Regions from separate parts of the Homo sapiens genome. Here regions 1 and 2 are each linked to region 3. Evidence: chromatin contacts called from ENCODE Hi-C data. All regions are on one chromosome and are shown on one strand. Each heading gives the region's core, a stretch centred on a gene start or an enhancer-like site at or near the end of the contact. The rest is flanking DNA. Distances are from core to core; before and after follow the strand shown.

What was found. A loop is a pair of places that touch in the nucleus more often than their neighbours do. Pooled maps may share reads with other maps.
Region 1: a loop to region 3 is called in a pooled map, with 20 times the contacts of the local background. The contact joins the enhancer-like site here to the promoter of ZCCHC14 in region 3. A Hi-C loop is called at or near these places in 3 of 37 single-sample maps with no recorded cell type and 4 of 50 pooled maps.
Region 2: a loop to region 3 is called in a map of CD4-positive, alpha-beta T cell, with 8 times the contacts of the local background. The contact joins the promoter of BANP here to the promoter of ZCCHC14 in region 3. A Hi-C loop is called at or near these places in 2 of 168 maps with a recorded cell type or tissue (CD4-positive, alpha-beta T cell and naive thymus-derived CD4-positive, alpha-beta T cell), 6 of 37 single-sample maps with no recorded cell type and 16 of 50 pooled maps.

Annotation. Positions count from the first base shown.
Region 1 is chr16:87,805,539-87,808,539 of GRCh38, forward strand. No RefSeq gene overlaps it. Among named protein-coding and RNA genes, the nearest start is that of MIR6775, 28 kb to the right of the region's middle. RefSeq lists a silencer at 120-458 and enhancers at 383-1,326, 1,322-1,721, 1,327-2,268, 1,802-1,921, 1,972-2,111. Within about 2 kb of position 1,338, at least 23 of the 41 ENCODE cell types and tissues checked have a DNase peak (open chromatin) inside an H3K27ac peak, as active enhancers do.
Region 2 is chr16:87,950,150-87,952,849 of GRCh38, forward strand. It overlaps BANP (BTG3 associated nuclear protein), which reads left to right and starts at 1,285. Exons shown (of 14, transcript NM_001386991.1): 1 at 1,285-1,366. RefSeq lists enhancers at 641-950, 1,210-1,852 and silencers at 1,141-1,440, 1,451-1,570, 1,601-1,660, 1,681-1,780.
Region 3 is chr16:87,491,580-87,494,630 of GRCh38, forward strand. It overlaps ZCCHC14 (zinc finger CCHC-type containing 14), which reads right to left and starts at 1,445. Exons shown (of 13, transcript NM_015144.3): 1 at 90-1,445. The coding sequence starts at 659. It overlaps ZCCHC14-DT (ZCCHC14 divergent transcript), which reads left to right and starts at 2,608. Exons shown (of 4, transcript NR_110943.1): 1 at 2,608-2,656. RefSeq lists a silencer at 1,384-1,563.

The DNA of each region.
Region 1 (3,001 bases), core at 88-2,587, 310 kb after region 3:
CTCAGCCTCCCGAGTAGCTGGGACAACAGGCATGCACCACCAGGCCTGGCTAATTTTGTATTTTTAGTAGAGACAGGATTTCTCCATGTTGAGGCTGGTCTCGAACTCCTGACCTCAGGTGATCCGCCCGCCTCGGCCTCCCAAAGTGCTGGGATTACAGGCATGAGCCACCATGCCAGGCCAATTTTTTGTATTTTTAATAGAGAAGCGGTTTCACCATGTTGGCCAGGCTGGTCTCGAACTCCTGACCTCAGGTGATCCACCTGCCTCGGCCTCCCAAACTTACGGGATTACAGGTGTGAGCCACCGTGCCTGGCGGGCCCTGTGTTTTGATACCTGAGAAGGTGCAGCTCACCTGGTTCTGGAGTTTAATTGGACCCTGAGTTCTCCCAGTGGAAGTCTGAGAAGGCCAAGCTGAGCTCGATGGCTGTCAGAATCCTCATTTACATTGGATGAACAGGGCGCAGTTTCCCCTGCTCCGGAGGATGGTGGGGTGAGGTGGGAGCCCAGCCTGGGGGAGTGGGGGCAATAGAAGCTGTGGGAGCAGCAGCCCCCCAGGGGCCAGGACCACGAAGCCTCCAGGGACGAGCAAGGAGGCCGCAGAGGGCCAGGCATCAGAGTGGAGAGCAGACGCACAGGACACCCAGAGAGGCCCCTGCCCCTACCTCGCCCCCTCCAAGAACATGCTCTTCCAGTGAAGTCACTGCAGCCCCACTCCCTCCCCACACGGAGGAGGAGGCAGCTTTAGGGTACCTAGGACACGAAGGTGACCAAGACACACCACTGTGGTCAAGGGGCGTGTGGCTGAGGACGACATCTGTCAACCTCCCTTACCATGACTCACGTTCAGAAATCCACAGACATACGCATACATGTGTCGGAAACAAAAGTGGCACCGACAGTTCTCTCAAAGGAGCCGTGTTCTGCGCAGACACCCGCAGCCCCTGTCCAACATACAGCCAGGTAAAGCTGCAGCCGGGCCTCCCGGCACCCCAGGCCCCTCCCTTTGCAGCCGGGGCACGGCCCACAGCTCTTTAAAAAGCCCACTGCCTTACATCCCCACGCTGTCCTGCAGAAGACTGCAGTCAGGTCTTCTGCCTCCCAGAATCATTTCCCCAGCAGCCCGGCGGCGCCCACCCAGCCCCAACGGGGCCTGTCCTGGGAGGTGCCTGCAGGGCGGCTCTTGTTTTCTTTCCCACTTCTGTGCCCACGTGCATTTGTAAGGGCTCCGGGAGGAGGGGGCTTCCCTTTTCTGTGGGTCTCTTTCAGGTCCTCCTTCCACAGAGCTACACAAGGCCCCACTAATTGCTCTAATTGCCTTGCCGCCACCTGGTGCAGATGCAGCCGCCTTTCCAAACGGAGCTGCCGGGCAGGGCTGTAACTCATACTTCCTGCTTGAATCATGTCTGCCTCTTACATCAGCCACCAGCCTCTTTTTCATCCAGCATGGGAGGGTGCAGCTGGGGCAGAGCTGCCGTTGATGTAAAGTCACTAAGCCCTGGGGGCTGGGTTCATGAGTGGGATGGGAATGGAGGTGCCCCGGGGGCTCCTCTTTCTCTCCAGAACATGCTGCACCCTTTGTGGGCAGGTTGGCACCTGTACAATTGGAGATAATGGGTGTCATACGGTCCAGTTGCTCCTCTGAGCTGCTCTGACACGCACCTGCCCTCACCTGGGACACGGCAGGCTCCCCTGTGAGCCACCCCTGGAGGCGCGGTTCCTGGAAGCAGGGAGGGAGGAGGGCAGGGAGGTTGGGGTGGGGCCCTTTAAGGAGTCAGCCCTGCCCTTTAATCCTCACAGGGACGATGGGAGCCAGGATGGCTGCCAGCGTTTCGAGATAACGCCAGCCATGCAGGGCCTGGAAGGGGGAGCATCACCCAGGCACCTCACAGAGCACACATATGCAAAGCCACACGGTCCACACCCCAGCAGACACGGGAGAGAGGCTTCGCACCACCAGCTCCCAGTGATGATGCTGCCTGCCTGCAGCCTGGTGTTTGCAGCTGGACTTAGTTCTTAACCAGGGGATACAGCAATGTTTAGAACAGGGGTGTCCAATCTTTTGGCTTTCCTGGGCCACCCTGGAAGAAGAATTGTCTTGGGCCACACATCAAATGCACTAACAATAGCTGATGAGCTAAGAGAAAATCACAAAAAAAATCTCATAATGTTTTAAGCAAGTTTACGAATTTGGGCTGGATGCAGTGGCTCATGCCTATGATCTCAGCACTTTGGGAAGCTGAGGTGGGTGGATCACTGAGGTCAGGAGTTCGAGACCAGCCTGGCCAACATGGTGAAACCCCGTCTCTACTAAAAATACAAAAATTAGCCAGGCGTGGTGGTGCCTGCCTGTAGTCCCAGATACTTGGGAGGCTGAGGCAGGATAATTTCTTGAACCCAGGAGGCAGAGGTTCCAGTGAGCTGAGATTACGCCACTGCACTCCTGCCTGAGCAACAGAGCAAGACTCCATCTCAAAAAAAAAAAAAAAGTTTATAAATTTGTGTTGGGCCTCATTCAAAGCTGCACTGGGCCACAGGTCGGACAAACTTGGCGTAAAATATTTTTGGGTTGTCACAATTAACTAACGGGGAGGTTGCTGCTGGCCTCCAGTCGGTGGAGGCCAAGGATGCTGCTAAGCATCCTGCAATGCACAGGAAACAACCAATTAACCCCACAGTGAAGAATTATCCAGCCCCCAATCCCAGTGACCAAGACTGAAAAACCCGGGCTGGGAGAGACAGTGCTGCCATCGATTGCTTATGTCTGCCACTGGTGCAGACAGGGTGGTGGTGATGCCTGCAATCCTAATCCCACCCGGCAGACTGTCCTGAATGTATAACCCATCTCACCTCCCACTGTTCTCTCTGGGACCTTCACACCTATAGTCTCCTTTGCTCTGTGAGCTCCAGGTTGAGGAGAGGTGCTTGGACCTGGGCCACCATGTTGCACAACTGCGTAGGTTCTGCAACATGTTGGCCTCCTTTGGATTGTTGTTGTCTT
Region 2 (2,700 bases), core at 35-2,534, 460 kb after region 3:
TACAGGCGTGAGCCGCCGCGCCCGGCCAGCATTTTCTTTTTCCCAGTGAAAATAGCTGCCTCGCCCTGTGTTTGGGAGCTCAAAGGCATTCTTGCTCATTGCAAATAATTGAGGAAACAGAGGCGAGTATAAAGAAGAAAATGAAAGGCAAGGTAATCCTAGATTAGCAGAGGGAGATAACCAGGAATGACATTTCTGGGAACTGCGCTATGGTTTGGGAATTTTTTCCTGTGATTACCCACAAACGCACATTTGCACATTTATTCTACGTGTGCACATTCACGTCATCACTTTTTTTTTTTTTGAGACAGAGTCTCGCTCTGTCGCCAGGCTGGAGTGCAGTGGCGCGATCTCGGCTCACTGCAACCTCTGACTCGCGGGCTCAAGCGATTCTCCTGCCTCAGCCTCCCGAGTAGTTGGGATTACAAGGCGCCCGCCACCACGCCCGGCATAATTTTGTATTTTTAGTAGAGACAGGGTTTCGCCATGTTGGCCAGGCTGGTCGCGAACCCTTTACCTCAGGTGTTCCGCCCGCCTTGGCCTCCCACAGGGCTGAGATTACAGGCGTGATCCACCGTGCCCGGCCGCCATCACTTATTTATATTATGTGTTACCTATAGGACTTATCTAAGACCATAATCACTGCCGCGTGTGCTAAGTCCCGCGCGCGTGCACTCAGGCCCCTCTGGATAGACACTGGGGACCCCTGACCACTTATGTCAGGGAAAACGCCACCAAGCGCTCCGGAACCTCAGGGCAGGACCCGCCGCAGCAGCAGGTAGGACCCGCTGGGGGCGCACAGCCCACCTGAGACATCGTAACTACAAGTCCCAGCAACCCTTGGTGCGGGGACAGGACGGGCCACCGGAGTCCGGAGAGACTACAAGTCCCGGCAGGCATGGCCCAGACGCAGGGACTACGAGTCCCCGAATGCATGGCTCCCAGCTTGCGCAGGGCACCCTGGGAGGTGTAGTAGTTGAGGGAGCTAATGCGTATTCATTCCGTCTCAAAGAAGATGCAAATTCCTCAGACCGTCCACTGAGGTGATTGTTCTCACGCAGGCCATGGGCGTGGGCGAAAAACGGGGGGAAAAAAGCCCTGGGAAGCCGGTACCGTCGCGGAAGAAGGCCGCCTGCGCATGCTCACCAGGAGGCCGAGCGGGAAAAGCGCGCGCAGCTGGCCTCACTGCCACAGGGGTGCCCCGCCCCCGGGCCCGCGCGCCCAGTGAGCCTGCGCGGAGGGCGGGGGCCGAGCGTCGCGGGGAGGGGCTCGCGGCGCCTGCGCAGAGCGGCGGCTTCTCTCGCGAGGACGGACGCCATTATCGCATCTCCCCGACAAACACCACGAGAATTCCGCAGCCCACACGGTAATTGCAGCTCCCGCAGCCGGTCGCGCCTCCGCCTCCCCCTTCCCGCGGGGCGAGAGCGAGAGCGAGATCTCCCTCCTCCCTCCTCCTCCCGCCCGCCGGGCCGCCCGCGCCGCAGCCCCGCCGCCGCCAACCGCCCGGGCCGGGCGATCGCCCCCCGGGCCCCGCTCCCCGTCCCCGGCCGCGCCCCGGAAGAGGGGCTCCCGCTTCCTCGCTTCCGCACCCCCGGCCCCACCGCGCCCGGCGTCCGTTGAGCCGCGGCTGCCGCAGCCCGGCCCGGGGGCCTCGCGCTCCCGACCTCTGTCCCGGGCCTCGCCCCGCGGGAAGGACCCGGAGCCACGGCGGGGAGACTGGAAAGGCCTAGAACCGCGCCCGGGCTCCTCTGGGGCCCGAAGTCTCCCAAGGGGGTCGCTCCTGCCAGCCAGGCGGGAGCGACAGGCATCGTTTTTGTGCCTCCTCCGTGGCTGTGGACCGGAGCCCCATAGCCCAGGACTTGCACACGCAAGGGGCGCTCTCGGGGACCGCAGACCTCGGCGACGACCCCAGCCCGTCCCCCGAGGGGCCCCGATGAACGAGGACCTCGGGGTGCCCCCTCCCCAGCACGTTTGTGCGATTTCTGTGATCTAGTCCTTAAGGAAGGTGGCCGTTTTCTTTTTCCCCCCTAGGATGCAGAAAGTAGATGACATTCCATCCACACTGTGTGAGCAAATTGGAGAGATTGCCTTGATAGAGGACTGATGTTTTTCACTGATGAGATGGTAGGGGTTGTCTTGCTATTGGAGAAATACATCATCCCTGAAGAACTGTGAGCAAGTGGAGCGAGTGTGGGCTTTGAAGGGTAGCGAGCTTGCACCCTGACCGGGGAGGGCCCGGGTCACACAGTTGTTGATGTGGAACAGGTAATTGCCCTGTTTGGAGTTGCCTGTTCTGCCCAGGAATGTACTCCAGGGCCTGATGGCGATGCTGGAACTCGCACTACAGTAAATAATTGATAAGAGGAGGCAGTTGTAGGGTTCACTTTTAGCTGGAAGTTCTTAGGGGACAGAAAAATAACTTGGAGTAGTGAGTGGTTCTGAGTAAGCTCAGGAAACGTCAAATAAAAACTGGATCTGGTCATTTAACACGCAGCTCGCAGATATCCAGTGCTAGAAGAAAACACCAAAACGCGGTAAAATTCTGTATGTGGGTCCACTTCCCGTGTCTGGCGATTAAAATAAGAATATATTCTTGCGATGTTGGATTCTGTCATCATTGGCGTTAATATTTTTATTTTTTTGGAGATAGGGTTTCACTCGGTCCCCGAGACTGGAATGCAGTATCGTGATCTTGGCTCA
Region 3 (3,051 bases), core at 195-2,694:
GGGGGGTCGCGGTGCAGGCTGGAGGCTTGGAGTGCAGAGTTGGGGATGCAGACTTGGGGTACAGGGCAGAGCTCGGGGCGGGCACGCACCTTGTGGCAGGCTGGGCAAGTGGGCAGCGCGCCGCCCGGCCCGGGCGCGCCCTTGCCGCCGTGGCCCCCGCCGCCGTTCAGGCTGCTCTGGATCTGCGTGAGCTCCTGGCGCAGCACCTGCTTCTGGTGGAAGCTGAAGGCCGGGTGGTTGGAGGCCATGGTGAACAGCAGCAGGAACTCATCGCCCGTGCGGCCCTCGTTAAGCTGCAGCCCGTAGTTGTGGATGATGGAGTCGATGTGCGTGAGCGTGCGGTAGAGCACGCCCGCCGCCTCGCGCTGCTCCGAGCCCAGCAGCGCCAGCGACACCAGCAGCTTGCTGCGCACCACCTCGTCCGTCAGGTTGGTGAGGCTGCCCAGGTCGGCCGGGTTGTTGGCCTTGATCTCCGAGTCGCGCAGCGAGTGGTAGTCCTTGCGGGCCAGGTCCTCCAGGCACGAGCCGAGGAAGCGAAGCTCGAGCGGGATGCACAGGTCCAGCAGGCCGCACAGGAACTCCACGCGCTGCGGCGACGGCAGCTCCGAGAACCAGCGGTACACGCCGTCCCTCTGCAGCGGGCAGCGCTTCTCCACCATGCTGCCGCCCGCGCCGCGCCGCGACCCGGGGCCGGGGACCGCGCGGGGGCGGCCGGGGGGCGCCGGGGGCCGCGGCCGGGGCGCGCCGGGACCGGGGACGCGCGGGCCGGGGCCGGGTCCGGGCGAGGGCGCGCGGGCGCCGCGGGCCGGGCGGGCGCCGGGGCGGGGGCGGGGACCGGGGCCGGGCAAGGCTCCCGTCAGGGGCCGGCGGGCGGGCGCGCGCGGGGCGCCGGGGGGGCCCGGGGCGGCCGGGGCGGCCGGGGGCGGCGAGCGGCCTCGGGCCCCCCGCTCACGGGGAGGCGCCTTCCCCGCGCCCGTGCCCAGCGGCGGCCGGTGCGCGGCGGCGGCGGCGGCTGCTCCTCGTCGTCGTCGTCGTCGTCGCCCGGGAGGCGGCCGCCCCCATCTCCCCCCGCGCCGCAGGGTCTGTCACTGCGGGCCGCCCCCCGACGGAGCCGCCCCGGCCATGCCGTCGCCGCCGCCCGCGCCTCCGCCCAGGCCGGCCGTTACCCCGGGCCGCGGGCGCGGCGTCGCCGCCTGGGGAGCGCTGGGGGCCGCGGCCGCGAAACGGACGCTGGAGGGGGAGGGACGCGCGGCGGGAGGCGCGGAGGGATCCGGCCGGGACTTGCCGGCCTTGCTGCTCCCGCGCGGCGGACGGATCCGGGCCCGAGCGCGGCGGCGGCGGCGACGGCGACGGCGACGGCGACGGCGACGGCGGAGGAGGCGCCGGCCGAGGAGCGGAGGGATCGTCGCGCTCGCGGCTGACGGGCGGCCGGGATCAGCAGAAGTGGGCGGGGTGGCCGCCTCTCGCGACAGCCCGGGCCTGCCGGGCCCGTCCCCCCCCCACTGATTGGCTCAGGCGGCCCGTTCTCGGCCCGTGATTGTGCCGGGTCCCCAATCCCATTCGCCCGTTCCGCGGCCACGCCTCCCTGGGGGCTGTCGATCATGTTGGGGCCACCGCCTCCCGTCCCTCGGCGGCCGTCAAGACGCGATTGGTCCGCGGAATCGGAGAGGCGGAAAACCCGGGCTGGATTTCTGGTTGCTTTTGTTCCCGCAAATTTGCGTGGAGCATTGTTTTTCGGCGAAAACGGGGCGTTCGGCCTTCCTGCTTTATTTTTGAGCGGTGTAAGAGGGAGGTAGTGGGTATCTTCGAGAAACGGCCGCCGCGGGGTCCGGAGCCCCGGGTTCCAATCCCGGGTCGGCCACTGCAAAGCTGTGTGACCTTGGGCGAGTCACTTGGCCTCTCTGAGCCCCAGGCGCCTCCCCGGGAAAAAGAGGGTAATAATAACCGCCCCCGAGGTTTGTGCGAAGGTGTTGAGCTCACAGAGGGCCGGCACCGGCACTTTTGAGGCGGCTGACTTGCCCTGGGGGTGTGATGGGAGGTGCAAGCTTTCTCCAAAAGCCTCGTCCAAATGGAGCCTTTAAATCCGCCTTCTTTCCGCGGCTACTTCACCAGCTCGCCAAACGCAGAAAATGCAAACACAGGGGAGGGGGCAAGGGAGCTGACCTGGCTGGAAGTAAACAGAAACGCCACCCTCCCCTGGCACTTGCATTGGCACCGGATTGCAGGTGGGGGAAGGGCCGGTGCACCCAACCACCTTTAAATCCCACCACTTACACACAGGCATAGAAGTAGAGCCGCGGGGGCTGGACGCTCATTCCTCCCCTGCCCTTCCCCTAGAGCGCTGCTTTGAATGTCTGTTGATCTAGAACGGGGTCTGTTCATTCATGGGTTCCAGGTCCCAAGCGCCCGGGGGCAGCTGAGAGCAAAGCTGGCGCCCTCCCTACCCTGTGGAGCTTACACTCTGGTTCTGGGCAGTGCACACTAGAGATTGGTTAAATCAATGAATGAACTTTTTCAGGATATGGTCCAAGGTGCTGAAAACTTCCTAACAAAACTCTTCAGCCGAATCTGGCACGCCTGTGGTTCCAGCTACTGGGTAGACCGAGGCAGGAGGATCGCTTGAGGCCAAGAGTTTAAGACCAACCTGGGCAACATGGTGAGACCCCCCCTCCCCGCCCCAGTCGCTCCAAAACAAACAAACCCCACATTCTCCAGTCTTAGGTCTTCGAGGATGAACAGAGATTGCAGAAAGGCATGGTTGGGAACAAAAAAAATTGCTCTCCACTCCCCCAGCCCCCTCCACACCTTGGGCACATTTCCCTGGAGCTGCCCCAGTGTTCTTTGTCAGTGTAGGAAGAAGCAAAAATCTAAATGGAGTCAGGATGGCCTCCCACATGGGCACAAGGGCAAGGCTGGGGACAGTTGGGTCTCCTCATCTTATTTCCCAGGTCTAGGCTGATTTCTATTAATAATTAAATTAATCGTCGTTGTCCTGGACCTCACTTCTTAATGTGATTCCAGGGAACTGGCCACATTCCAAAATTCATAATC